Linked DNA regions of Mus musculus: all the other regions are linked to region 7. The links are chromatin loops, found by intact Hi-C in ENCODE. Cell type or tissue: heart. All regions are shown on one strand. Region 1 overlaps Xpnpep1 (X-prolyl aminopeptidase (aminopeptidase P) 1, soluble). Region 2 overlaps Add3 (adducin 3 (gamma)). Region 3 overlaps Add3 (adducin 3 (gamma)). Region 4 overlaps Mxi1 (MAX interactor 1, dimerization protein). Region 5 holds the start of Xpnpep1 (X-prolyl aminopeptidase (aminopeptidase P) 1, soluble). Region 6 overlaps Mxi1 (MAX interactor 1, dimerization protein). Region 7 holds the start of Add3 (adducin 3 (gamma)).

Region 1 (4,000 bases), 120 kb before region 7:
GACAAGGACAGCAAACGCCACCACAAGACGAAACTTTGAATCAGAGTCCACTCTGGGGGCCCTTGATCCCCGCCCTGACACTCAGCTCCTGTAGGGCAGGCACCTGGACCATGCCTCACACACATTCGGTTCTCCACAAAACTAAGCCCCCATGGCTGGAGATCTGTGTTAGGAGAGTTCCGCATGCAGACAGTGGACAGAGACATCAGCTCCTTCCTTACAGCCAGACACCGGTCAACGCCCAGGCACCTCTCCTCTCCTAAACGGAGCAGCGTCAACAAGCGTAAGCAAAGTGTGACAAACGCCACAGTGTAGCCAGGCCACTGGACATTTCCCAGGTCCCATAGGTAGGTCATGTGATGGGAAGGAATGGCTGGGTCAAGATTTAAATGGAAGAATATTCTCCAGCCGGGCGTGGTGGCGCACGCCTTTAATCCTAGCACTTGGGAGGCAGAGGCAGGCGGATGGATTTCTGAGTTCGAGGCCGGCCTGGTCTACAAAGTGAGTTCCAGGACAGCAACACTATATATACAGAGAAATCCTGTCTCGAAAAAAAAAATCTCTCAGTAATTCCTCCCTTTGCTAGAAAGGTAGCAGTGTTGACAAAGGAGCCCAGGTCAAGTCCCTCATCAACAGGAACTCTCTACTACATGACCTCAGACCTAAGACCTCACAGAAGCAGGCCCGAGGCTTTACGACGCACTGCCATCACAGGTGTTGGCTCTAATGAACCAGTGGATAAAATCACCTCTCTGCCCCAGGATTAAATTTAAGAAACAAGGGCTGGCAAGATGGCTCAGCAGGTAAGAGTACTGACTGCTCTTCTGTAGGTCCTGAGTTCAAATCTCAGCAACCACACGAAGGCTCACAACCATCTGTACAGCTATAGTGCACTCACACACATAAAATAAATAAATAAATCTTTAAAAAAATAAAATAGCTTTTAAAAAATAAGGTTTAAGAAACAAAACAGGAGGCCGATTTGAGGAGGTATGATTTTTCAGGAGAAAAAAATACAGTTTAGGAAAATCTGATTCGTGACTTCCAGAAAGAGAACCACATACCCCGCCAAAGCCTCATATTAACAAATTCGCTTCGACAGAATGTGACCCTTTGTCTAGGCCAAGTCAAAGAACAGGGCCTTTCAGATAAGAAGAAAGATAGGATTTCTGAAAGAAAGCCCTGGCCCCATCCAGTGGCTGTCCTGGCTTGAAGCTGCGGATGCCCAGGGATCCCGGAATCTGCCTGAGACAGCACAGGAAAGCATTTACCGATCACCTCTGTAAAGGCTCCTGGGGCCTTGTTCTGGGATTAGAGAGAACCAGAGAGGCTGACCACTCAAGTGCCAGGTCCTTGCATAACCCTGCACTTGGGGCTCGTCTGGTTCATCTCCACTAGGGAACAGTGTGGGTGTATTTGTATTTTGGAAAGTACACAAAGGACAGAATTCAAGATTCCCCTTCATAACGCCCGCCCTCCGTTCTCCACGCCTAGGAGGAATTCCACCAACCTTGAATCAGGCTGAAATGTAACAGTCAGGAGTCGCAGAGAACAGAGCCTTTCTATTGCTGAGGAGGCCGCTGAGCAGGTCACACACAAAGCAGCCCTTCCTCCCTGTCCCCAGAGGCCTGGCAAGGACACAGAGCCCCACTTAATGGAGTTACCCCAACAATGCAGTGCCTCTCCACAGGAACTGAAAGAGGAAATGCACTTCTGCTGGTGCAGTCCTCATCACCCCTGGACCACACCCGCTGAGTCTTCTCTGCCTGCACAGTTCACACTTAGGGCACCGATGCTCAATTTCAGAACCTCTCACCCAGATTCGGGGATCCCCTGGTTTCTCTGTTCTCCCTCCTCCGATCCACACTCAAGAGCGCCCCTACTGGTCATACTGCCTTCTTGTTCCTGCTAACCAGACCTCATCTCAGCCAGACAGGGTGGGACACTGCAATCCTGGCTGGCAGGATTGCCCATTCAGAGTTATCCTCCACTATGATACCAAGTTTGGGCTGTAAGAGAGTCTCAAAAACTCCTGACTATGGGGGTCAAGGTCACCGGCAGGAAAGAATGACAGGTGGATGGCCTTGACTAATGTGCCCAAGGTGTGCTTTCTATGTCTCTGTCTCTCTTTACCCAGTATTCTCCAAATTCTAACTGCCCATAGTCCAACTAACTGCACTTCCTTGATCCTGCTGTCTTAGAAATCTCTCAGCTAGGAATACATTCCACACTCATACAGACCGATGCTGTAAATGACGAGAGCTTCACCACAGGTGGTCCTGAGCACTTGAAAAGTAGTTTATTATTATGTTACTTTATTCTTTTTTTTTTTTTTCAGTTTTTCGAAAAAGGGGTTTCTCTGTATAGCCCTGGCTGTCCTGGAACTAATGGTGTAGACCAGGCTGGCCTCGAACTCAGAAATCCGCCTGCTTCTGCCTCCCAAGTGCTGGGATTAAAGGCGTGCGCCACCACTGCCTGGCTTTATGTTACTTTCTTACTAGCCTGAAACTGTATTTCATTTTATCTCATTTTAATCACTTGCAATGTAGTTCTAAAACAGATACCCAAGATTCAGTTAGTAGAAGCCTTTCAGGTATGCTTAGGACAGCATGGGTATGTGAGACTACTTTGTCAACTATAACTTCTTTTTAAAAGATTTTACTTATTTTATGTATATGAGTACACTGTAAGCTGTCTTCAGACACACTGGAAGAAGGTATCGGATTCCATTACGGATGGTCGTGAGCCACCATGTGGTTGCTGGGATTTGAACTTAGGACCTCTGGAAGAGCAGTCGGTGCTCTTAACTGCTGAGCCATCTCTCTCCAGCCCTGTCAACTATAAATTTAATGAAAGGTAAATACAGATTAAATGCTCGAAACCATATTCGGACTGAGGTGTTTTATAAATAGAAACTACCATATATGAATGCTTCCTATAAAAAGTAACCTATACTCTTTATACTGATATGTGAAAATGATCATTTCTTCTGATACCCTGGTGTGACTAATTTATTAAGTATTTTACTATCTTACAACATGGCTGCACACACCTCACAAGTTCCTCCTGGATGGCGCTGGCTGGCCCTTCCCTGACACATGTGCAGGCCTTTATGTGTCGTCACATCTCTGTCGTGGCTTGTCTAGTTTTTTACTCTAAGGGGCCTCTCGTTCGCTCCTATAAAGGTGGCAGTAACAATAACAGCAACCCACACAGCGACACCCAGGGGGCAGAACCTGCCTTCAGCATTTGCTGACAGCAGCCCTGTGACTCAACCACGTAAGCTGAGACTCAGAATCTAACAACCATGCAGCTGGCTACACAGGCAAGTGTGGCATCCGGGCCTTTGACCCGAGGCCGTCCCCTGGGCCCACATGAGAGCTACCTGCCTCTGCATCTGTCCAGTATCAGCCCCTAAGTAGGCAGGCAGACACAGAGAACACACAAAGCTTGGCTTCCCCCCAGTGTCGCTCTGCACATGCGGTGCCAGGCACATGGCGCTGTGCACATGCACTGCCATGTCGTGCATTCCCTGGCCTCAAAAAAATAAAAAATAAAGGAATGTCAGTATATGTAAATTGTTGAAGTCTAGACAGCAACTTCTGCAGCTAGTGACTAGCCTGAGCAAGCCTGATTTATTGTTTTTAGGATGCTGCTAAGTAACGCATTTTCCTGGGGTTCCGGCTTCAGCTTCCTTATTGAGGGAAAAAACCTTCAACAGTGATATCCCAGGATCATTAGAGATGAAGCCCTGTCCTTTGGCCAGCCTTCTTATCATTCCTGAAGGGTTTATCAGGCCACACCTAAAGCATTTAAAATTCAATGGGACACAGATTTTCCCTTTGTGATAAAGAGAATAAAAGCAGCGCAGAACAGCACACCCAGGACTAAGAACATCAAGATAAACTTGGCTCGGCTTAGCTACGAGAATGTTCTCTACCCATAAACATACAGATAGTACAGAGTGTAGCGCAACACTGGGCTAATGGAACAGAAACCC
Region 2 (4,000 bases), 75 kb after region 7:
ACTCCCCTGCTCCTGGCCTCCAGGTGTAGCATACAAACATGCATACTGTCTCCCTGGGGAGACAGTAGATCACATGAAGATGCACATATATAGGCTTAAAATCAAAATAGGACAAAGAAGATGTCTCAACTACGTGATGATGACTTTTTTTTACCTGAATTTTACCAGGGTCTTGGTCAAATTATAAAAATTTGTTTTCCTCCTCAAATCCAAATGAGTTGACCTTAGACTACATTTTAAGTTAAATTAGTTTTATTTTTAAATATTTAATTTTGTTTTTAACTGTGTATTTGTGTGTGTGTGTGTGTGTGTGTGTGTGTGTGCATGTATGGGCATGTACTGGACAGGGCTTGTGTTTTGTGGGTCTTTGGATCCCTGGAGCTTTTGTTAGAGATATTTATGAGCTATTTGAGGTGGGTACTAGGAACCAAACCTGAGTCCTCTGCAAGAGCAATACCTGTTCTTAATCACTGCGCTATTTCTCCAGTCCCTTAAATTAATTTAAAATAAGTAACATTATATATTTTGTTTAAAAAATTCAGTATTTAGACATGAATTTTCATTAGCTCTGAAAATAGTAATTTCTAACAGCATTATAATCTAAGTTTTATTTTCTTTTGTGGTTGTTAAAAAATGTTTTTCTACATAAAAAACTTTTCTAATATGTTTGGAGAAGCTGCCTTCTTAAATTTTCTAAGAGCTGGGAGGGAGTCACGCCCAGGGCCACGAGTGCACTAGGGCAATTCTCTCCAACCCTTGGGCTCCATCAAGCGACCTTTCTCCATGATGCTGCTTTTTCATTTCTTCTTCTTTTTTTTTAGATTTTACTTTAATTTTATGTATATGGGTGTTTTGCCTGCATGTATGCACCACATCTGTGCCTGGTACAGAGGCCAAAGAGGCTCCTCTGGGACCGAAGTAACAGACAGTTGAGAACCTCTGTGTGGGTTCTAAGAATTGAGCCCAGCTCCTCTACAAGCGCAGCCAGTGTTCTCAACCACTGAGCCATCTCTCCAGTCCCGAAGCTGCTTTTAAAAGAAAGTTTGTTTGCTAGAGTTTAAAAGTTGTACTTGGCTCCTGTAGAGTGAATTCACCAAGGCGTTGTAGTGAGTGTCCCCTGTCTGTGCTTGCTTTGTAGAGAGGAAGACGACTGGAGACATGAGTTCCGACACCAGCCCAGCTGTGGTTACCACGCCTCCTCCTCCCAGCATGCCTCACAAAGAGAGGTATTTTGACCGAATCAATGAAAGTGATCCGGAATACCTTCGAGAGAGGAACATGTCTCCTGATCTACGACAGGACTTCAATATGATGGAGCAGAGGAAGCGAGTCACTCAGATCCTGCAGAGCCCTGTGAGTTGCAGAGCTCTCAGCCGTTCTTCCTCCTTGGGGCCCTTGCTCTGATGTAATGGAGCAGTAAGGAAGGGCTGGGGAGACAGTGCACTTACAGTGTGCTTACAGGAGGAGCAGACTCACGCATAAACGCATGTCCGGAACTCTAACAGCAGCACGCGGGCATTTCAGCAGTGTACATTCTCTTTGTATGTTTCTGGGTGTAATTTCATCTAAAGCAGGACCGATGGTTCTACTGAGAGTTTGGGGAGACAGTTTGATAAGACATTATCTGAGTAGAGAGGCAAGCACACTCACGTCATGCCAGCAAGCTAGGTGTGTTGATGACGTCATTCTGTGTCCCTTTGGGCACCTTACCTTGTCATCCATAAGAGAATAGAAAGACTTCAGGATGCTGAGAACTTGTGTGCTTTGGTAGCCTTTTCTTAACTCATGCAGGCACATCCACATTAGCTAGGCCAACAGCAGCAGAAGACTCTGTCAGCACAGTAGCTGACTTAAGTCATAGTGAAGTGACTTGTTACATCCCTTCAGCGCTTTAGTGCAGGGGTTCTCACCTTACGGAACGCTGTGGCGCTTTCATACAGTTCTTTATGTTGTGGTGACCCCAACCAAAAAATTAATTTTGTTGCTACTTCATAACTGTGATCTTGCTACTGTCATGAGTCATAATGTAAGTACCTATGTTTTCCAGTACTCTTAGGCAACCCCTGTGAACCCAAAGAGTCACAACCTACAGATTGAGAGCCACTGCCTTAGTGGGATTTCACAGGTCACATAAAGCGATGGGAAATGAGAGAATCGCTGGATTGGAGAAGCAAAGTGGATTTATAAGTTCACGCATGATGAAGATCCCAGGGCTGGCTCCTAAGGCAGAGAGTTAGCACTCTTAGGCACATGGTATCTAGGTTAGGATTATATCAGGTTTCCAGTGTAGCTGCTAAAATAAGCACAGGCCATCCAGGCTGCCCAGTGTGGCCATCCAGGCTGCCCAGTGTGGCCTGGTAAATCATTTTGTTATGTGCCCTTGTGAATTTAATCACAGGAGTTGAGTCCAATGCCGAAGGGGAATTCCACTCCGAGTAATTTTCCCTTACCAGCGGCCTTGATGAAAGCATTGAACGACACGTTACAAAGCAGTGCGAGTTTTGAAGGATTTCTTAAGTGCAGTGCCAGTTTAAAAGACGCCTTTCAAATAGAGCAGACACAAACCAGAGTGATGATGACGACGGAGCGCATGCGCTGGGCCTTGCTGTACTCAAGCCTAAAGAACCCATGGCTATGAGCTCACTTAACACCCAAATGATTCTTGTAACCTACACTGTAAAGTAATTGAAAGAATGAAATCAAGACCACATTTTGTTCAGAACTGTAGAATAAGGATAAATGCCCCAGAGGACCAGTCAGTGAAAATGGAAAAAGTGCCGGCTACATCTATATGCCAGGTTCTTCAGTTTTCTAGTATTCTTCCATTAAAGACATCATAGCTTTGAGAATATTTTTATTTTTATTATTTATATATATATATATATATATATATATATATATATATATATATATATATGTATGTATGTATACACACACACACACACATATATATATATATATATATATATATATATAATTTCCTTTTTATCTATTTTTTGGTTTTTGGGGGGGTTTTTGTTTTGTTTGTTTTGTTTTGGTGACAAGCTTTCTCTGTGTAGCCCTGGCTATCTTGGAACTCACTGTAGACCAGGTGACCTTGAAATCCTGCCTCTTAAATGCCAGGATTAAAGGTATGCACTACCTCTGCCAGGCATCTATTTCCATTTTTAACAAATTAAAAGAATTTTATTTATGTCCTAGAGAACCTAAATAATGGGAAAAAACAGGCATTTATCTGCTCAAAAGAATAATCAGTTTTTGTTCAGAAAAGAATGAAAAGGCTAGAATTTAAAAATAAATAAATTAAATTAGAATGTTTCCCTCTTAGAGCTTTACCTAATAAATTTTAAATTTTGTTCATGAAAATTTGGAAAAACATTTATAAAGTTTGTATTCCACCATGACTTGTGACAGCAGTTTTCACCTCTCCTTTAAAGGAGCAGTTTTCAACCTATGATTGCGACCTCTTTGGGTATCATATATCAGATATCCTGTATATAATATTAACATCATGATTCATAACAGTAGCAAAATTACAGTTATGAAGCAGCAAAAATGGTTTTATGACTGGGAGTCACCTTGAGGTAAGGAACTGTGGTATGGGGAGACAGCAGGGGAAGGCTGAGAGCACGGGAAGGCTGAGAGCCCTCCTTTAAAGGGGCAGAGACTTTCCACTAAAGGAAGTGATACATCGGCCTCTCCTAGCTCCCTCTTGCCAGGGAGCAAACCATCCCAACAGCTCACACAGCTACCTCACTTATTACCTCACTGTTTCTGAAAGGCAGGGACTGAGAAGCAGTTTAGCTGAATGGTCGGGGCAGAGCTTCTGCTTTCCTATAAACTGGCGGCTCAGACTCCTACCCAGGCTGCTGTCATCTGGGGGTTTGACCTGGGCCAAAATGAGTCACTTCTGTAGCTCTGCAAAAGACCATAGTTCCCTGTCACACAGACCTTTCTGTAAGGCTGCTTGAGACTCTGTGTGTGTGTGTGTGTGTGTGTG
Region 3 (4,000 bases), 52 kb after region 7:
AAGATGTCCAGTATTCCGTAGTGATTTGTCCTTCCAATATGAGGGTATAACAGTTGTGGAGGGTAATAAGACATTGATCATTAAACATTTTCCTGGGTTTCTCTCAAAACCTTTTCTGTTGTTTGTTTTACATTATATGTAAATAATTCATGGCAACATAAAAAAACATGCTTTTAAAATATCTCTCTGATATTTTAATCAGAGAGACTTATTTAATTGTATGATTACAGAATGAAAAACTAACTTGAGCCTCTGAATGCATATGTGCAGAAAGTGGTATTTGTTCAAAACCAATTAAATAGTTATTGTTTATAATAAATTTAATACTGAAAATTATTTTAAAAGATTTTTATATAGTACTTATATTTGTATTCTATCGAATATCTTATTTGGAAAAAGTCATATAATAAAATTTTAAACTAAAATTCTTATAAAATTTGTTAATAGATTATTGTGAAATTTTTTGAAGTATGATTTATTTTAGTGATCATCAACAAAATTATTTTCTCTTGTATGTACACATTCAATGACATACCAGAGAAAGTCCATAAATCATATCCTTTTCCCTTTATATATATATTTTTTTTTTAAAAAATTTATAAGCTTTCTGGTAACCCACACCTTTAAGCCCAGAACTCAGGAGGCAGTGTCAGGTGCATCTCTGAGTTCAAGACCATCCTGTCTAGAGAATGAGTTCCAGGGTAGTCCAGGTTACTCGTAGACACCTTATTTCAAAAACCAAACAAACAAATATTAAGGTAAAAATTAAACCAAGAATCTTTTTAACTTTCCATGATTCAGGGGTATTTAATTCTGGGGACAAAGACGTTTGTGAGCTGCAGAGGTTTCTCAGGTGTGCATGGGGTGGATAAGGCTGATGCTACATGTTGTTCTGTAGATTGTGTGGCAGGAAGCAGACACTAAATTATCCTTCCATGTCATTTTGTGTGTGGCATTTAGTGGATCTGGGTTTGCCTGAGGTCTTCAGAGGCATTTCTGAGCACATTCAGAGCAGACATTTCTGACCACATCCATTTGAAAGAGAACTCTAGAACATGGCACCTCTCTGTAGGGATGAAATATCAGTATCTGGTAGGTCAAAACCACACCAGATTAGGGATCACATTGAGTTAATTTCATGAGAGTTGTGAAGCCTCTCTAATTTTTTCTTTTTTCATGTGTGTGTGTGTGTGTGTGTGTGTGTGTATGTGTGTGTTTGCATACATGGGCTCATGTATGGAGGTCTGAAGACAACTTGTAGAAGTCCACTGTGTGTGTTCTAGGAATTACACTAAAGTCATCAGAGTTGTAGCAGTAAGTGACCCTACCTAGGGAGCCATCTATTCAGTCTGACATCCTTGTTTTGAAGACAACTCTTGTTAATTGGAAATGTAATGCTTTTATTGTTTCGATGTTGCTAAAAGTAGAGGATTGGTAAGGAGGAAAAAATAGTTTGTGTTATGTTCAAGTCCCCTAAAGTAATATTCTAGAGCCAGCGATGTTTCTGACACCTTGAGATATGTAAAAACTGCTGTTGCTAAACTTAGAAGCTGGCATGGTTGGACTTCCTTAACAGTAGTTGACTTCCACCCACCCGTGTGAGGGTTGAGCAGCATGGGCTGCCTAATGAGTCTATCTCTTCTCAGCAAGAAATGGGCCTGTCGCTGATGCCACGGTGGGGGGCAGGAAAGCCGATCTGCAGACATGGACTTTTCCTGTCTCTTTGAGAAGAATTAACCAATGAATTTTGACTCTGGGGCCCTGGAAAATGCTGTGGCAATATTAATGTGCAGTTTGCTCTGACTGAAGTCTGTCTGGGTGTGTTGTTTCCCCCAGAGCGGGCTCCACCCTTGCACTAACCACATTGTGTGGATATCTTGCTGCTTAAAACAAAGATCATTTTTAGGGCAGCGTTGCATCAGAATTGCCACACGGAAACAAGTTTCAGAAATGTGCAGAGGCATCGGGGGTTTTGTAAGTAGTGGCTTGTGTATTCAATTACCAAGAGCTCCTAGCCTAGGTGGCAAAGCTGAGGAGGTTGGCTAACCCTGTGCCAGTCACCAGCAGCACGCTGTACTTGGGAAGTAAGCTGTGGCTTCTCGCTCAGCTCGTCATTTTAGGTCATTTGTCTGCTTTTTCTCATGCTATCGATCTACTTGGTCTTGCTTTCAACTCTTTGTGGTTATCATTGACTATTTAAAGGAAGGAAAATACTAGTAGTCTACCAAGTGTGCAAGTGTCTAACAGTAAAGTGCTAACAGGAGGGTTTTGTACTGAATTTATTAGTCACTTTTACAGCATAATTGGACAGCACTGCATTTCGAGACATCGTGACATGAACTTTGTGTGTAAGAGTGGGTTCATTGAATTAAAAAAAAGGCAGCCTCTAAAGGGCCTTTCTTTCTGTCATAATGATGCTTTGTCCTGTTGCTGTTGGGTATTTGTTGGAAGAGTTGGGGCAGGCTGCAGCCCAGAGTTCTGCTCCATGCCTGGGCAGTTCTGTTGGTTCCGTGCCTCTGTGTTCTCTCTAGAATTTGTGACGTGAATGGTGAGTTGAACTGTAGGAGAATTATTGTTCAGTGAGGTCTGTATTGAGCAATTTTTTTTCACCCTCTCTTCTCAGAAGTCTGGGTTTTGTTTGTAGCTGGATTTTCAATGCCTATAAAGTGTTCAATTATGTACTGACCGAAGTGGGCATGTCAAGAGAGACAGTGTACTGACCGATGTGGGCATGTCGAGAGAGGCTGGGGTTTGTGATGGATCTCTGTGTTATTGTTCACTATGTCCTTTCAGGGGTAGACACACCCATTCAGTGCAAGCAAGTTTAACAGCCTGCCCCAGTCAAAATCATATTCAGATATTGAAACCCGCAGATTTCTTTAGAGCTTTTGGCGTGACATTGTGTCATCTTTTTTGTTCTTAAACTTCCTGCCAACACCTTGCTTCAGCTTCCTCTGTCACTTGTTTGTAAGTTAACTGTCTTCTAACTTGGCCAGAAGGGAAGAATAAAGTAAGTCTGCTGTCACTGAGAAGGCAATCAAGAGATGAGCTTATTTTGGACACTATGTTCTTCACCTATGAAATTAGGAATCCGGGTTAGCACTCGTAGATACTTCCCAGGTTAGAGGGCTCTAAATCTCTTTGTAACGAAAAACCAGAAACATCAGTAGAGAATGTATTAGAACTGAGCAAAGATTCTTTAGCTCACAATTTAGGTTCATTCTTATAAATGACAAGAAAACTAAAGCCCTGCATTAGATGTAGCTTTCAGGAACTTAAAGACGTTTGTGTTCTAGTACCTGGGATGCTATGTGTCAGCTCACCCAGAAAATGGATTCCAAGTAGAAATGCAGCCGGCTTGTCTGGTGTAACTGTGTGCCTTCCTTGAGTACCGTCTGGACTCAGCCTGCAGTTGCTGTTTGTATGGACTTGACTAAGTATCTTTTAAACTTTCCTCCAATATATTTTTCATTGAGACCCAACCCACATATGTATCACTTTATCTTGGTAATAAACTTTTCCTGTAATATAGAAAACAATCTGGCATTTTCTGTTTCATTTTGAAAAGTGTTGAGTCTAAGTGTACTGGCCCACTGTGCTGTGCTTTACCTGTGGGGAAGAGCATTGGACTTAAGCTTTCACAGCTGTGCCAAAGCCAAGCCTGGTAGCCAGGTTGTTGTTAATTGTGAGATTAAATTATTTTAAAATGTGTTTTTATTTGGGACTTTTATTTAAAAATCAATAGTAGTTAATATCTACTAACACTCTTATTTTTCTTAAAATTACATTATATAAAAAGAGAATAGAGTAGCTATTTTTACCAGGCCCTATATGTACCTGTCCTCACACCTTTCCTGTTTGCTGTACGAATACTGGACATATTTCTCCTCATTCATGCCATACCTTGTTCAGGAAAACTGACACACACACACTCCGACATGGGAAGGTTGGAAGGTCTTCTCTAGAGAAGTAGCTGTGATGGGCAAGTATGGCTAGGCAT
Region 4 (4,000 bases), 230 kb after region 7:
AGTTCCCGGACAGCCAGGGCTACACAGAGAAACTCTGTCTCGAAAAAAAGGAAAAAAAAAACCTAAAATGTTAAAAGATAATTTGCTGCACGGACAAACTTTTGGAATTGAGCAGTTTGAACAAAATCGGCAGAAGTGTTCCTCTGACATACTTCCTTCATTTTTCTGGTTGCTTTCTTTTGTAGAAGGCTGAATTCAGAGCAGAGCCTCTAATTAATAAGAAAATGGCCAGCATGTGTGTCACCCTCGAGCCGTGTCTTATGGAGCGCAGTTAGGCAGAAACCACAGTGTAGAATCCTACTGTAGAATCCGAAGGCGCCTTCACATGGTGCGTGGTTTTAATGGTGATTCTGGTCTGCTTAGCAAGAGGAGCCTGCTCGTGTGCAGCTCCTCAGCGGAGAGATTTAGGTAGGTAGCAGAGCAGAGCAGCCTTTAACTTGTTAAATACAGAGAAATCGAAGCAGTCTTTTATCTGCATTAAGTTGCAGAGTCAAGTGCTAGACTTGAGATGGCAGATTCGGTAAAAGGACTAGAAATTCGCTTCTGATTGTTTGATGATTGTGGCTGGGCCTGCCTTTATTGGCCAAACCTCTGACCTCACTGCCCTCAATCACCCTTGCTTGTCAGTGACACAGGTGACCACTTACACCTTTCCCGCCCCTCTCTCAACTCCTGCACTGGAAATTGTCACTTGACATCACTGTTGTGTATTAAAACTCAAAGTCCCCTTTGAGAGGAAAGTGGGGGGCTTGCGTTATCCCTGATACAGCTGAGACTGTTGTAGAAGTTCAGTTACAGCCCCAAAGGAGTCCACGTGCTGCACGCAGCTGAACTGTCTTGTTTTAAGATTTATATATATGTATATGTATATGAGTACATTGTAGCTGTCTGCAGACACACCAGAAGAAGACATCAGATCCCATCACAGATGGCTGTGAGCCACCATGTGGTTGCTGGGAGTTGAACTCAGGACCTCTGGAAGAGCAGTCAGTGCTCTGAGCACTGAGCCATCTCTACAGCCCCCTGCTGAACTGTTAGCGCTTGGTAAAGAACAGACTCAAAGGTGGAGAGCAGCAGAGTTTGGCACCTCCCATTATGTACATGGTCATAGTTGGAGACCACAAGTGTACAAGGCTCTCCTGGAGCATTTCCAGGAGAAATTCCCTCTGACTTTCCCAGAGAATGGTCTGTCGGAGAATTCGGGACTTTAAGCAAGTAATTCTGTCACCTGTGTTCCTTGTGGGGAAAACAGGGTAGCTCATGAGGGCGGAAGGGAAAGGAATGAGCAGCAGCCCGCTCACAACACAGGTGTGAAACCCACCACCGCAGGCACAGTTTTGTCGTCCATGTTGCGCTGGACATGAAATTGACGTTTTATAAAGGACTGAAAAAATGTTTGAAGATCAGGAAGTGTTCACGTCCTTCTGCCTCTACATAAACAACATCCAGCCCTCTGGGATGGCTGCGGTTACTGAACAGTGTGGGTGCGTGCCTGTGCGTGTGTGTGTGTGTGTGTCTGTGTGTGTCTGTAAAATTAAAAGGTGGAAGGAGGTGGAAACCTTAGTGCGTTTTATAGCTCCTTGAGGTACCGTAGCTGAAACCGGTACTCCAGCCTGTGCTCTCAGGCATTGGGAAACCAAGCTCGATTGCTTTAGTAACAGCACAGCACGGAGCTTATGGAGCGGCCTAGACAATTCGCTGTCTGACAGAGTTCATGGGGGCTGATAATCTAAAGTGACTTCTGTCTGCAGGGCAGAGTGGTGGGGCGGGAGGTCGGCGCCACTACCGTGCAGGTACTTTAAAAAGTTGGGAGTGAAATATGGCTGTTGGCTAATAGCTCAAAGTTGCTGTGTGTGTCTAGTGGCTCTCCAGGCTGTGCTGATTGGCTGATATCTTTCTTAGACGAGCTCACCTGCGCCTGTGTTTAGAACGCTTGAAAGTTCTGATCCCGCTGGGCCCAGACTGCACCAGGCACACAACACTCGGTTTGCTCAACAAAGCCAAAGCACACATCAAGGTGAGAATCTTTCTTTCCATATTTGCACTGATTCCTGTGTGTGTCGTGTACAGCTCACTAGACCGTCCTCTTCTTCACTAACTGCCCTCCAGAGAAACGGCTGTAAAATCTCACCAGCGATCCAGTGGGGCAGCATGATGCGAATAAATGAAAAAAATTTACAGCGTGGCCATCTAGACCTGAGAATGCTGGGGAAGGTCTTTCCGATACCCTGAAGGAAGGCAGCTGCGCCCTCTGGCGGAGATGCTGTTATTTGGCTTTATCTCTCAGTAATTTTCCACTGAATACCACATTGCAGGAGGTTTCTCTTTGTGGAACTTACCTCACAGACTTTTATAGTTCACTTCATTTGTTCAAGTAACATAGCATCCATACAGGAAAAAGACCACTGTTTTTATGTTTAAAACGCAAGTGTTTCTCAGTATTTATATATGCAAGGGTACATACATACCCACATATGTGTATTTGTGGCAGGAATTAGTTTTACTGTACTAGACTGGACTACAGGTGTGAATAAAACATCTTCATTTTAGAAACTTGAAGAAGCGGAGAGGAAGAGCCAGCACCAGCTAGAGAACTTGGAACGAGAACAGAGGTTTTTAAAGCGGCGACTGGAACAGCTGCAGGGGCCTCAGGAGATGGAGCGGATACGAATGGACAGCATTGGATCAACCATCTCTTCAGATCGCTCGGATTCAGAGCGAGGTAGGCAGCTTCTCTTTCTAAGGAAGTCCTGAGTCTCCGAGACGGGTGGGGGCGGGGAGACTGTAGACACTGCATCGGCTCTCACTAACCAATGTAGTACTGTCGTCTAGCTTCTGTTGTTTTGGTGCTAGAGAGCAAACCCAGCGAGTAGCATGTGCTAGGTTAGGAAGAGTGAGCCCAGCCGCACTCCCAGCCCCCAGCTTGGGCTTTGTGCACCCTAACATTCTCTGGCAGTGCCTTTGTGAACCACAATTTTTTTTCATATATGTATATACATTCTTTCTATTTTGAAATAAATTTTAGACTTAGAAAAAGTTCTGTTTAAAATATGCCAAGTTCTTGGGGGCTGGAGAGAGGGCTCAGCAGTTTAGAGCACTGACCGCTCTTCCAGAGGTCCTGCCTGAGTTCAATTCCCAATTCCCAGCGACCACATGGTGGCTCAACAACCATCTGTAATGGGATCTAGTGTCTCTTCTGGTGTGTCTGCAGACAGCCACAGTGCACAGTATACTCATATACATAAGTAAACAGATCTCAAAGGAAAGAAGGAAGGAGGGAGGGAGGAGAGAGAGAGAAAGGAAGGAAGGAAGGAAGCAAGGAAGAAAGAAAGAGAGAAAGAAAATGCAGAATTCTTACCATGAGAGAGGGACATGGCTTGAAGCTATATTTCATGCAAGAAAATCAAAAGCAAACCCCTTAAACCTACTTTATGATTAGCTTATTTTAGTTACTATTCAGAATTTGTTGATGAATCCATAGAAATCCATAGATCCACCTATGATCTATGATAGAGAGTTGACACCACCAAAAAATTCGGATGCCTAAACATAAATTTTCTATCTTTAATTTTATTTCTCCATGACCCCAACCTCTTTAAAGCAACCCTGATTAATAAACAGAGCTGTGAATTAGTTTTTGGTTTAATGTAAAACAGATGTTGTTAAACCACTTGGGTTGGGATCTTTTAATATTAAGTACTAATTCCCAAACAGGCCAAGCGCTTTTAGTGGGAGGTCTAGACGGACTGGCGTCAAAAGGGTTTTAGTAAACTTGCTGCCTAAATTAAGACCACCACTGTATACCAGATTGCTCTTTGCAGGAGAGTCCCTGATAGAGCACGGATAACCTTGCTGGATAACCTCTCTAACTTCTGAAAGTGCACATGCAGATTATTAATGCCCCCCTTTGTTTTCTCTTTCTTCCTCCCGCAGAGGAGATTGAAGTGGATGTGGAAAGCACAGAGTTCTCCCATGGAGAAGCAGACAGTGTCAGTACCAC
Region 5 (4,000 bases), 100 kb before region 7:
AACTCTCACCACCTGCGGGAAGGAAAAAGTCTGCCCAAGCGAGAGCTGAACACAACTGGAGCTAGAAGTGAGACGGGGAAGACAAGTCTGGTGCCAGGATTGGTTCGACTATCTTTGGCTTCACTAACAGCCACCAGCCTCCATTTGCCTCCTTCAAGGAGTTCAGTTTGACCTTCTAAACTGAAAGGGGTCCTCATCTGTACACTGGATGGCACTGAAATTCTACCACTTCCGGAAGGCACCCTCCCTCTCAGCCTACCATCTGACGTTCACTGACCACCCCCAATACTGTGACTACGGATCCAGGATCCAGCAACGACTGTGGTGTGGTCCTCAAGCTGCCTCCGAACCTTTGACATTACATCATTATCCAATTGCCTGACTTTATTTCCAGCAGAAGACGTCCAGGAAGGTCTAACCACATGGACAATTACCCACACCACCCACCATCGTGCATATATAAACTTCTTGGTCACACTTAACACGCTGTGACAAGACCAGGTCTGGGTCAAGGTAGGCTTGAGATCTGTCCACTCACAGAAACAGGCATAATATGGTCGGAATTTCACAAGTCGGGCTGCGGTGCCTCATGTGTTCTTTCAAGACTCAACTGGTCTGAGAGGATGGGTACGCCCCTGTGCATCCCCTCAGAGTTTTAATTCTGGTTTTATGTTCTTAGCATCTCCCACTTTAAATAACCAAGTGTGCCTGGTTCGGGTGCAGAAGGGATACACTAAAGCATGTTCAACATGAGTCTGGGAAGTGTCTTCTCACTTCCTGTGTCCAAGAAGAACCCAGAGCAGGCTCCAGGAGGATTTTCCGGAAGGCTATGCCTATCTGTTTCCTGATACAGCCCCTGAGACCATTTGGGTGGGGAGGGCACAACGGCTGCCTGTCTCTGTTGGGAGTTTGAATCAAGAGGTAAAATGCAGTCATCAGAATGATCAGGGTTGTAACTTTAGATCGCCGCCGTGGAGGAAGGAAAAGGGCAGGGGCACAATCACTTCTGGGTACCCGGGGTGGATCCAAGAGGGACCAACTTCCTGCAACAGCAGGGCCTCCCCTCAGGGTCGGGGGTGGTAAGGATCACCGCTTTCCCGGGACCAGCGAGGCAGTTCCTCGGTCACACTGGTCCCTGGACCGGCTCCGGCCGCCCGGAGGTGCCCGGGGGCCCCGCCGGAAGCGAGCTGAGTCCTGCCGGGCTGCACAGATCGTTCCCCGGTTCCCGCTGGGGCAACCCCCGCTAGCCAAGGCCATCCCCGGACGGCCGCGGGCCCGTCGCTGCTCGCCCTCTCGTCCCTACCCTCCCGGGGGTGCAGCTCGCGCGCCGGGCGCCGGATGCCGGTCAGCCGGCACAGTCCCCTCACCTTACTCGCGGCGGCTTTCTGGAGGCTGCCATTCGGCGGTGACGTGCCCCAGCCCACGTCAGGGGAGCGCAGACCAGCTGATCACCCACGGCCAGGCGCGCGCACCGGGCAGGCCACTCCTCCCCTCTGTGGCGTGCTCACGCAGAGGCTCCGCCCCGCTGTAAACCCCGCCCGTTCACCGGAGTGGGCGTGGCCGAGTGTCAGAATTCCAAAACCTTTGGGCTGTTGCTTGGAGAGGGTGTGGTGTTCTGTGCAACCAATTGGGAGAGGCGCCGGTCAGTCGTCACTGATCTTCCTCTCCATTTAAGAGGAAGGACAGGCGTTTTGCCAGCTAAGGAAGCTGCATGCTTCTCCGGTTTGTTCCAGCTTTTAGGTCAGCTAAGACGAGAGAGTCGTGGCCAGCTCTGCAAGAACCTATTTTAGGGTCCTGGAGACACTGACTGGATCAGGATATAACTTGCTGAGACCTTAGAGATGTCTTCCAAATGATTATTCCCAACAGCTTCAAAACTTACTGCTCACTTGGGCTAACGATCGGGCGTTAAAGCGTCCAAACCTAGCTCCTAACCCTATGTACAAACAAAAACATTCTTCACGTAGGGCTTTTTCATCTCAGTCGGTGGCTATTCCATGTTTTAAGGGCAAAAATCTTGACGTAATATCTGCCTTATTCCCCGGTCCATGCCCCATCTGCCCAAGATCCGCTTGGTCCTGGCTTCAAAGTAGATCCGTAGCCCCACCCACTTCCATCACGTCACCTATCTGGGGTGCATCACTTCCACCTCACCTGTGTGACGCCTGCATAGAAGCCAGACCGAACCTACCCTGAGGTGTCCACTTGACCATTCTAGAATCGCCTGGGAGAAAAAGCCCCTGGGCCTGGCTGGAGGGTTGTCTTGTGTTATTTAAGACGGGCAGAACCACTCCCTAGGTAGAGGATTCTAGACTGTATAAAATCAATGGAAATGAGCTGAAGACGAGCATGAATATATTACTCTCGCCTCTTGACTACCGATGTAAGGCCTGGCTCCCTGACTAGATGAACGGAAACTGGAAGCCGAAGAAGTCCTTTACCCCTCAAATTCCTTTCGCCAGAATGTTTTATCACAACGACGGGAAAAGAAACTAAGCAGTCCCCATTTCATTTGGAGTGACTCTTCTTAATCACAGCTCACAGGTCACCTCACTCCACCTAAGCTGGCCTTCCCTATCTTTGACACTCACAGTCCCGTCAAGTGTCACCTCCTCGATGAAACCTGCTTAAAGCTGTAAACCGCTTGGACCCATCCGGGCCCCTTTCCCACAGCTTCTACTGTTGTTCACCGGAGTTCATCTTCTGAGGATAGTCTCTCTACCCTGCACACATACTATAGCCATCAGAGCAAGAGTTGTTTCTGTTGCTTAAAAATGGGCAGGAGGGCTAGAGAGATGGCTCAGCGGTTAAGAGCACTGACCGCTCTTCCAGAGGTCATGAGTTCAAATCCCAGCAACCACATGATGGCTCACAACCATCTGTAATGAAATCTGATGCCCTCATCTGGTGTGTCTGAAGATAGCTACAGTGTGTATATATATATATATATATATATATATATATATATATATATATATATAATAAAATCTTTTTTTTTAATGGGCAGAAGCTGACAGTCATCCTCACGTGTTTGCTGCTGAAATAAATGTCCCCAGATTGCACACTTCTCCGGCACAGTGGCTCTCTTGTTCATTGTTATGTCCCTAGTGCTTAGGACAACACCTGGCACTAAATGAAGGTGAGCACCTATTTTAAAAACCAAGCTGTGTCCCATCCCACGTCGACCTTGGTGAAGTCCGAGTACGCTTGTATCCAACGGGTTCAGCTGTCCTGGAGGACTGAAAGTCCCGGTTAGCATTAGGTTAGCACGTAGACAAGCCAGAAAAGAATGTGTGTGACACAGCATGTCTGTTCATTTCCTCAAGCCTGCGGAGCCAAAATGAGACTGTAAACAAGGACTGGCTCCTGCCCACGCCCAAAAGAATAACAAGAGAGAAATCTGGCAGTGCGGGCAGAGTTATAAGTGCAATCAAAACGCAGCAGCACCCATAGTCATAATTGCCCAGGAGAAAGGAGAGAAAGCAGCACTGGGCAGTCCCTGAACCAGACCTGAGTTCCTGTTTGCAAGACAGCAAAGCCACCTTCATCATCTTCAAGTTCTTTCGGGAAGTCCCAGGAAGGAGACTCTAAAAACATTGCAGAGGGTGAGCCCAGGAAGGGTTAACTGTGGTTTTTCTGGTTTTGTGACCTCGCGTAGGTAGACACACTGACACAGACTGAACCCGATCTGTCTAGCCCGCGACAACCCAGTGACCCAAGCACTCATTTGTACTCATTTTACTGGTTGCAAAGAGCGGGGTGTTCAGCAGTCAAGCTCATTGCCTGCGGGGTGCGGAGCCATGGGACTTGGGGTGGGGCAGTCAAGTCTTGTCCTGAGATTCTGAGATTGACAATTGTCCAATTGTTCCCCTCCTGCCCCGGGACACACAGGCCCAGGGATAGTCCCATGTCCTACCTTTGCCTCCCCCTTTGCCCCCAACACCCCAAGGTCAGATAGCCTGGTAGCCTTGCTAAGCTTCCTCTCTCCCCTGATAAGGTC
Region 6 (4,000 bases), 190 kb after region 7:
ATGTTGTGCCAACTGCAGTATTTAAAAGGGCTGGCAGAATTTCGTAGCCTGTGACCTCACTGGAGATAACTTCATTCGCCAATAACATGACCACAGGAAGGGGACATTGTCTCCTCACCAAGAGCTCTGTCACTTTGGACATCCCCCAGCAGATCAACAGGATCAGAGTGAGGCAGACTGTGGCTACTTTCCACAGCTCCCAGTTTGCTCCCTGGACAGGCAGCGCCTCCAGCCATCTTGTGTTTGCTTTCCCCCAGAAAGTTCTCAGCCAGCGGTGCTTTTGTGCCCCAGGGGATGTGTGGCAATATCTGGAGGTATTTTGGTTGTCATGCCCCAGGGTGGTGGTGCGAGACTGGCATCTAGTGGGTGGGGGGTAGGGGCGCTGCTGAGCATCCAACAATGTACAGGACAGAACCATCGGGTCCAAAGCATCGCTAGTGCCAAGGTTAAGACATCCGTTTGAAGCGGGGCATAGGAAGAGGGTGGTGACTGAGGGCAGTAAGTGGCTGCTTTTTAGTGTGCTTCCTGCTAGTTACTGTCCCTGATGTCAGTTACACTTCAGGAGAGGAGCCTGGGAGGAGCAACCCTCAGCGATGAGATTATTTCAGTTAGACTTCACAATAAAGCTTACTGAATATGTGTTTCCTGGGAACAAGTCTGGTTCAGTGCCTGGCACGTGTCTGGCCTTACCATGATGCATACGTGGAAGAGATAAATCCATCTTATATAGGAGGGGAAAAGAAGCTTGGAGTCCACATAGCCAGAGCTCCGGTTTGAACTGAAGTCAGTATGAATCCAGAACAAAATCTTTATGTCCTTTCCTTGTATCGTTAGAACAGGTTTTCAGTCTAAAAACACTAATGGTATAGTGGGGGAAGAATCAGTTCAAAAAGAAGAAGGGACTAGAAAAACCTTTTGTCAGTGTCAAGACTGAGGGAAAGAAGGACCGAATGGATGTACTCTCTGGCTCTCATTAAGTGATCTCATGTTTTTGAACAGCGATTTTATTTATTTATTTATTTATTTATTTATTTATTTATTTATTTATTTGCTTCTGTGGCCCTGCCCTTTGTAGTTGTTACTTTCTCCGATTTTATTTATTTATTTATTTATTTATTTACTTCTGTGGCCCTGCCCTTTGTAGTTGTTACTTTCTCCTCTTTTAGAGGGTGAGAGAACCGAGGCATTGAAGTTCCACAAGAAAGCAATAGAGAGAGGACTTTAGGCCCTGAGCGTCATTTAAGAAATGAGTGTCCTTGGGAGCAGACCCAAGTCTTTTCCTCAGAAGCAAAGTCATGTAAATTTTTAGTCTCCCCATCCTTGGAACCAGGAAAGGAAAGCCAAGGAAAGACTACATCTCCCGGAGGCCATCGCGGAGTCCACCATGCGCAGGCGTACTGAGGCGGCCCATGTCCCTCGGCACCCGACGTGCACTGGCGGGGGGGTGGGGGGGCGGGACTACATTTCCCAGGGGGCAGCGGAAGGGGCGGGCGGGGCGGGTCTTGCCGCTGCTCCGGTCCCTCCCCCGTGCTCGCGCGGAGAAGTAAACAAACCGCGCGCGGGCTGCAGGCGGCGCGGCGGGCGCGGCGGGCACGGCTAGGGCGGCGGAGAGCGCGCCGAGCCGGGGCCGAGCTGGCCCGCCCGCCCGCCGCACATGTCCGGAGTCGTCGTGGGACTGTAGCCGTCTGTGGCGCCTCCTGTCGGCCGGGGGCGGGAGCGCGGAGCCCATGGAGCGGGTGCGGATGATCAACGTGCAGCGCCTGCTGGAGGCCGCGGAGTTTTTGGAGCGCAGGGAGCGAGGTAACGGCTGGACGCCGTCGCTTCGACCGCCGCCTCGGGCTCCGCGCGTGGAGAGCGGCGTGACTGGCGCGGCTGGCGAGGGGAGGTGCGCGCGTGTGGTGTTGGAAGTGCGTGCACCGGTGAGGGTGAAGCGCGTCCCCGCGCGCGGCAAGAGGAGCACGCGCGCGCGTGGGGAGAAATGTGCGTGCGTGTGGGGTGCACGCGCGTGGAAGTCCGCGCGCGGTTGGAGAGGTGGGTGCGTCGGGACGGTGGGGGTTCTTGCTCAGGAGTGCAGGTGAGTTCCGGAGAGGAGGCGAGCAAGAAGCTCGCGAGCGAGGGCAGGCGTGTGTGTGAGTGTGTGCGCGCGTGTGTGTGCGTGCGTGTGTGTGTGCATGCATGAGGTGTGGGCGAGAGCTTAGGCAGAGGAGAGGGGGCCTTAGGGGAGGACCCGTGCGTGGCTCTGGGCTGCAAGGGAAGGACTCTCGAGTCGCGCAGGGGCGGCTGCTAAGCGGACCGGAGGAGAGGGCGGAGGGCGCTGGACCAAGAGCTCTTGCAACTTGAGACTGCACTGGAGACTGAAGGGGGTGGGCGCTGGGGAGGTGTGGGTGCAGGAGGCGGAGCCTGTGCGAGCCGGGGGAGGAGTAGGGTGGGAGTGATGCCCGCCGAAGAGCTGCGGGAGGGGCACAGTGCTATTGTGAGCGTCCGAAGTGCAGTGAGATGGGATTGCCTTGGAGGTGGAGGTGGAGGTGGAGGTGGGTGGAGGAATAGGGAGACTGAGGAAGGTATTGGAGCGTGAAGAGCCTAAATGTTTCTGTCAGGAGAGAGGAGGTCCTTCCCGAGAAGTTGTGATCGGAAGAGTTGGGGCACGCAAAAGTGTGGAGGCTACAGAGGCACCGAAGAGGTGACTGTAGTTAAACCAAGGGTTTTCTGTTTGTTTTGGTTGGTTGGTTTTGGTTTTCGGTACAAGGTTTCTCTGTGTAGTCTTGACTGTCCGAAACTTAGGACAGTCTGTAGACTAGGCTGGATTCGAACTCAGAGATTGACTGCCTCTGCCTCGGAGTGCAGGGATCAAAGGCGTGCACCACCACCACCACCTGGCTGGCTTGGTTTGTTTTGTTTTTAAGGCACGTGAAATCTTTTGGAGTGAATGGGTGGGGGTAACTGGTGTTTCTTCTGGCTTCCCAGAAAGCATGCATACATCTGGTGCACATATATACTTCTGAACACTTATGTACATGTAAGAAAAAAATGAGCCTTAAAGAATTCTTGGAGGAAAGGGATTTGGAGAGGAAGGAGAAATTTGCTTTAGAAGACTTTCAATATACTCTCTTGGCAGTGGGCTGGGTCTGGGGTATGTCACCAGATTAATGTTCAGACAGTGAATGGATTTTTTTTCCCCTTAGGGTAGGGTCTTGCCACACGTAACTCAGGCTGGCCCTGGACTTGGGATCTCATCTCAGCCTCCTGGGTGCTGGGATTAAAGGGATGGCTAAACAGCAGGATTTTATCTTCTAACCAGAGCTTAGGCACATTTTACCTTTTCTACTTTGAGGAAAAAAAAAGTGTCAGGACAAGAACTTTGGATCTGTGGGTCTGTGCATTTGGGTATGTATATTCTTCTTAAACCTTTTTCTTCTCTTACGGTTTTTAGAGTGTGAACATGGCTACGCCTCATCGTTCCCCTCCATGCCGAGCCCCCGGCTACAGCACTCGAAGCCCCCACGGAGGTTGAGCCGGGCACAGAAACACAGCAGTGGAAGCAGCAACACCAGCACTGCCAACAGGTAGGGAGAGGATGGCGGCGGTGGGGGTGGGGAGGTGGGCATTAGGGAGCAGGAATGGAGGGGCTCAGACTCTGGGCTAATCCTATACATCTGCATCTGTTTTCTCTCTAATGCCAACACCAGAGCACACCGCCCTGGCTCTGTATGCAGAAGGGGATGATATAATCCCACAGAGGAGATTGAAATCACAGTGTCCCTATCCCTAGAGGAGTGTGAGTGGGGACTTGGTGGCCTGCACCCATGCTCGCAGCCACAGGCTGAGAGGGACCTTGGGTTTTCATTTCTCTCCCCAAGTTTACGGCAGTCTGAGAAGAATTTTTTAAAAATTAGAAATGGCCCCAGCAAGATATAAGAGAAACAAGGGCTTTGTTAAAGAAATAAAAATACCTAAGTATGTTAATGGGCCTGGCCCGTTTGTTAAGGAGGAGGGGGAAGGA
Region 7 (4,000 bases):
CTCTTTAAAATTAGTGCTTCTAGCATTTCTCATTGAGTCGCTCCCTTCACCCAGTTAATTTTAACCTTGACCTCCCACAGCTGTACTGTTTTGCTCAGTCTAAAAAAAAATTTCCTGATCTTCCTCTCCCCTCCCACCCCCCCCACCCCCCCGCCCTTTACATCTGATGAAGCAACAGTGGAGAGGAAAAACCAAACCCATTCCTTTAAGAGAGATTCTGCCTCCTCTCTTCTAAGCCAGCGCCTCACGGCAACCGTGGAGTCTCTAAGTCACACACTTTACAACTCAGCATTGGGAGAAGCAGCAGCCGCCGCCGCTGCTCCGCGGCTGCAGTGGGTTCCCGTGCAGCACTGCAGAATCCACACCTAAGCCGGGGAAGACGGACACACGTCGGCTCCCCTGCTGGCAAAGCAGCTTCGGATCGCCTGCAGGTAAGCACATCTCTTTCCCATTTTGTTCATAACGCGTGGGAAAGGCAATGGTGGCAAAATGCACTCCCCATCAGCCATGCTTAAAACGTTATGTGAATCTGCAGTCCTTTGGAGGTGGGTTGGGGTCTACAGTTCTGTCTGGCACACACACGTTCTGGGTAGTGGAGAGACTATTATATGATATGTGATGCTACAGTACTTTTTTTTCCTCTCTTGCTATGCGTAAAAAAGGCTAACCTAATGCATGCAGAGCATTTTTCTTTTTCTTTTTAAATGCAGAAAACACAGCCACTCCCAATCTCGCTCTCAAACACTGCAGATATTTTTAAATGGCAAATAAAATGATGGGTTGAGCGCTTCCTAGATGCCGTTTTTTCTCCTTAAAGCTTAGCAAGACTTCCCCCACGAATGTTGAGTGTTTAAAAATAAGAAGACATGGTCTCTCTCTCCTTTTTAGAAAAAAAGCAAATGGGTGATAGTGGCAGACTAAAATTTCTATAGCTTTAGTCCAGTGGAGAGAGAAAAGGAGGATAAATGAATTGCAGCGTTTGCCAAGAACGCTATTCATTTGCCACACTTCGTATGTGGGAAGAGGAAACTACATTTTAATTAGCACATTTTTTTTTGGGAAAGGGGATGAAGATGAGGAGGCTGGCGCGAAGTATTTGAGGGGGAAGAGAGCCTGCAGATGAGGAAGGAAATGAAGTGGCCTGTCGCCAGTGCCTTGGAAAGGACGGGAGATAAGGGTGGGGAAATGAAGTTTGCTGTGTGTGTTAGGGTGGGGTTAACCCCAGGGACCATGAATCACTAGAATGGTGTTGGGAGGAGTGTGCTTGAGGGTGAATTCGTGCAGTGGAGAGGGCATGTGTGCCGGAGTGGTGTGCAAGTCGTGGGTGGCAGAGGAGAGCAGCGAGCGTGTGCCTGGAGGTCTATTTCGAGAATAGGTTGGGGTGAGAAACCCGTCTGGGAGGCGGGGGTGGGCAGCCCAGTGTCACCTGTGGAGGGATCCCCGACTCTGCAAATGAGTGTTGCAAAGTTTGCCTGGCTTTAGACAGATTTTGAAGGCTGCTGGCGGAGCCTAGACTTTTCATCTCCCAAGAGGTCAGCTCTCAGAAGGTTTAAGAGGCAATTAGCCAAAGTAGGAGTGCAGAGTTTGGGCTGGTCCAAATGAATATAAAGGCCCTTGCCCCGTCCCTCTGTGGGAGTGAGTGAAGGCGGGAGGCTCCCCCAAACGCAAATATGCTGAAGAGAAAATCGAGGCCCCCTCCTGTGGGAGCCGAGCTGAAGTCCAACTATTGTGGCCTCTCCCCCCAAAAACCCAGCGGCCTCAGTGGGCCACAGAAGCTCAATCTGAAAGCTACGGCTCAGCTGAGATTCACTGGGTGGGGGAAGCACGTTAGGACTGGGGAGGTAGATGTTTCCGTGGCGTCACCCTCCCACTCTCAATCGGGTTTCTCTCGGGGTCGTTTCCTTCTCCGGCAGCGGATCGGAGCTGCACTGAGGGAGGAAGACCTTGCAGAGGCGCCAGGCAGGCGCCCTGCAACAGGCCCTCCGCCTGCGGAGCACGTAGGCCCCCACTGCCGCAGCTGCACGGATACGGAGCTTGCAGCTCGAAGGGGGGCCTCGAGGGGCGGGGCCAGAGATCTCAAGGGGCAGCAGAGGCGGGGCCTGGACCTGCGAGAGCCTGTTGGGGGCGTGGCCTATTAGGAGCGGAGCAAAAACGCTGGGCTGGCGAAGGGCGGAACCAGGGGCACGCTTTTGAGCTACGAGGGCCCAGCCCGTACTGGGCGGAGTGAAGGCTGCTGGGGCGTGGCCTATAAGAGGCGGGGCTAGAGCTCTCGGGCCATGGGGCGGGGCCTTGAAGCTGGGGTACTAGAAGGGTCAAGCCTGTAGAGGGCGGAATCAAGAGCCCTGAGGCGTGGCCTGTGGTAGGCGGGGCCAAGGCGTTCAGGCCTGTGGGGCGGGGCCTTCGGGGTGCTAAGCGAGACTAAGCCTGTAGGGGGCGGAGTCCTGGACCCTGTGGAGGCGGAGCCCAAGGGGCGGGCCAGAGGGCGTTCGTGGGGAGTTCGGCTGGTCCCGCCAGAGCGCGAGGCGCCCGCCGGTAACGGTCGTGCGGGCGAGGGGCTGGAGGGAGAGGAAAGGGCTTTAAATGATGTTTTGAAGCAGCGAGAGCTAGACGCGTCGGCGACCAGGTGTCGCCACTTCCCGCTGCCGAGGGCTCGGCGTCCAGGTCCTGCGTCTCCACGCCCCCTCCCTTCCCGGCCCTCTCCTCGGGAACCGAGCGAGCGACGTTAAGAGGCGGCTGCGGCGGACCGGGCGGCCGCTGCAGCCCGGCGGTGGCGAAGGAGTGGGCACAAAGCCGGCTGCGCTGCGAGGTAATCCTGCGGGAGCGGAGGGCCCGGGGTCCCGCCGCGCTTCCCACGCCGAGGGGGCTTCGGACTGGCTGGCCGCGCGGCCTCAGGTGAACCGTGCTCGGGGCGGGAACGCGAGCCCCACGGGGCCGAGGAGTGCAGACCTGGGGGCGAGGAGTCGGGGTGCGGCGCCGCAGAGTGGGCCGGGACTCACCCGGGCGTCCCCGGCTTCCCCCAGCGAGGGCGTGGGATTGCAAAATCCTGTTCTGCGGGGAGCCTTGCTGACCCCGAAGGTGCTCGCGGGGACGGTGGGAGGTTCCCGCGCTTGGAGAAGGTGGAAGAAGACCGTGTTGATTTGTTGTTTTCTTTTTTCTTCTTCTTTTTTTTTTACCCCCTCGTGGCTTAAGAAACTTCAGTCACAAGTTGAAATTGTTCAACCACTTTATCTAATCAGTGTGACCCTCCCCAGCACACACACACTAAAAGTGCGCACGAGCACGCGCGCGCGCGCGCACACACACACACACACACACACACACACACACACACACTATAACCTTTCAAGCATTCCTGATACTTTATTCTTCCTTGCGGGGTGACAGCCCAGTTGGCAGCAGATTTGGTTTGCTGGTGTTTGGGGCACTTCCAACCTCTTTGGAGGTATGTAATAGCTGAGGCAAGGCCACTATTAAACCAGGCCTCTATTAAAATGACAAGAATGGCCTCAGGTGAACTTTTTTTGTTGCAGAGATTTAATTGCAAGTAGATGCCCGTTTAAAGTGGGAGTGTAAGGAAAACCACTAAATATCCTTGGCACATGTGCTCTTGGAATTGACTTTGCTAGAGTGGTGTGGGATTTAGCTCAGCCAAGAGGCTTTGAGTGAGGATTAGGAGCCAGGCTCAGGAAGGAATTGATAAGACTCTGGGGCTTGGGATGAGCTACATAAACATGTGTGAGTTCTTTACAGTGATTTATAAAATTATAGAAATTTTAGAGTTAGCAGTATGAAATGATTGCCTTTCTTAGAATGGACTCCATCCTCAGTGTGCTGAACATGTACTGATTTGGGTTTTGGCAGACTTCTAGTAAGAGTACAGTGTAATATGTCCTTTTAAAATGAAGTTACTTGACCAGTAGAATGACCTGTGTATTTAAGGTACAAGGCTGACTCATTGATAGAATTGTTTCTTTTCGAGCACTTCTGGAAGATGTTATAG

What was found. A loop is a pair of places that touch in the nucleus more often than their neighbours do. Peaks named below come from ENCODE experiments on the same cell type or tissue, not always from the same donor. Only the 100,000 strongest peaks of a DNase experiment are listed, where the experiment ranks them.
Region 1: it touches region 7 in a loop (2.3-fold over the local background); 12 of 42 quality-filtered maps call a loop at or near these places.
Region 2: a loop joins it to region 7, with 2.5 times the contacts of the local background. A loop is called at or near these places in 13 of 42 quality-filtered maps.
Region 3: it touches region 7 in a loop (3-fold over the local background); 11 of 42 quality-filtered maps call a loop at or near these places.
Region 4: it touches region 7 in a loop (2.1-fold over the local background); 6 of 42 quality-filtered maps call a loop at or near these places.
Region 5: a loop joins it to region 7, with 5 times the contacts of the local background. A loop is called at or near these places in 17 of 42 quality-filtered maps.
Region 6: it touches region 7 in a loop (2.0-fold over the local background); 7 of 42 quality-filtered maps call a loop at or near these places.

Annotation. Positions count from the first base shown.
Region 1 is chr19:53,018,476-53,022,475 of GRCm38, forward strand. The region is part of intron 2 of Xpnpep1 (X-prolyl aminopeptidase (aminopeptidase P) 1, soluble); the gene reads right to left. Among named protein-coding and RNA genes, the nearest start is that of Mir6407, 9.7 kb to the left of the region's middle. In heart, a CTCF peak has its summit at 1,883; DNase peaks (open chromatin) are centred at 1,466 and 1,796; H3K27ac peaks cover 944 bases.
Region 2 is chr19:53,215,663-53,219,662 of GRCm38, forward strand. Add3 (adducin 3 (gamma)) reads left to right here. Exons shown (of 15, transcript NM_001277100.1): 2 at 1,139-1,353. The coding sequence starts at 1,159. Among named protein-coding and RNA genes, the nearest start is that of Gm52402, 8.9 kb to the left of the region's middle. In heart, no CTCF peak of the experiment used is centred here; a DNase peak (open chromatin) is centred at 2,319; H3K27ac peaks cover 250 bases.
Region 3 is chr19:53,192,480-53,196,479 of GRCm38, forward strand. All of the region lies in intron 1 of Add3 (adducin 3 (gamma)), which reads left to right. Among named protein-coding and RNA genes, the nearest start is that of Gm52402, 14 kb to the right of the region's middle. In heart, no CTCF peak of the experiment used is centred here; a DNase peak (open chromatin) is centred at 1,762; H3K27ac peaks cover 1,843 bases.
Region 4 is chr19:53,367,640-53,371,639 of GRCm38, forward strand. Mxi1 (MAX interactor 1, dimerization protein) reads left to right here. Exons shown (of 6, transcript NM_001008542.3): 4 at 1,903-2,017; 5 at 2,551-2,722; 6 at 3,934-4,000. Among named protein-coding and RNA genes, the nearest start is that of Smndc1, 21 kb to the right of the region's middle. In heart, a CTCF peak has its summit at 2,259 (motif pointing left); a DNase peak (open chromatin) is centred at 2,252; H3K27ac peaks cover 1,130 bases.
Region 5 is chr19:53,037,147-53,041,146 of GRCm38, forward strand. Xpnpep1 (X-prolyl aminopeptidase (aminopeptidase P) 1, soluble) reads right to left here and starts at 1,424. Exons shown (of 20, transcript NM_001374834.1): 1 at 1,368-1,424. In heart, no CTCF peak of the experiment used is centred here; DNase peaks (open chromatin) are centred at 1,525, 2,145 and 3,725; H3K4me3 peaks cover 2,559 bases; H3K27ac peaks cover 3,027 bases.
Region 6 is chr19:53,327,921-53,331,920 of GRCm38, forward strand. Mxi1 (MAX interactor 1, dimerization protein) reads left to right here. Exons shown (of 6, transcript NM_001008542.3): 2 at 3,431-3,563. Among named protein-coding and RNA genes, the nearest start is that of Gm30541, 3.1 kb to the left of the region's middle. In heart, CTCF peaks have their summits at 432 and 1,722; DNase peaks (open chromatin) are centred at 261, 1,571 and 2,261; H3K4me3 peaks cover 1,784 bases; H3K27ac peaks cover 2,150 bases.
Region 7 is chr19:53,140,284-53,144,283 of GRCm38, forward strand. It overlaps Add3 (adducin 3 (gamma)), which reads left to right and starts at 2,473. Exons shown (of 15, transcript NM_001277100.1): 1 at 2,473-2,806. In heart, CTCF peaks have their summits at 403 and 2,410 (motif pointing right); DNase peaks (open chromatin) are centred at 318, 1,278 and 2,248; H3K4me3 peaks cover 4,000 bases; H3K27ac peaks cover 3,842 bases.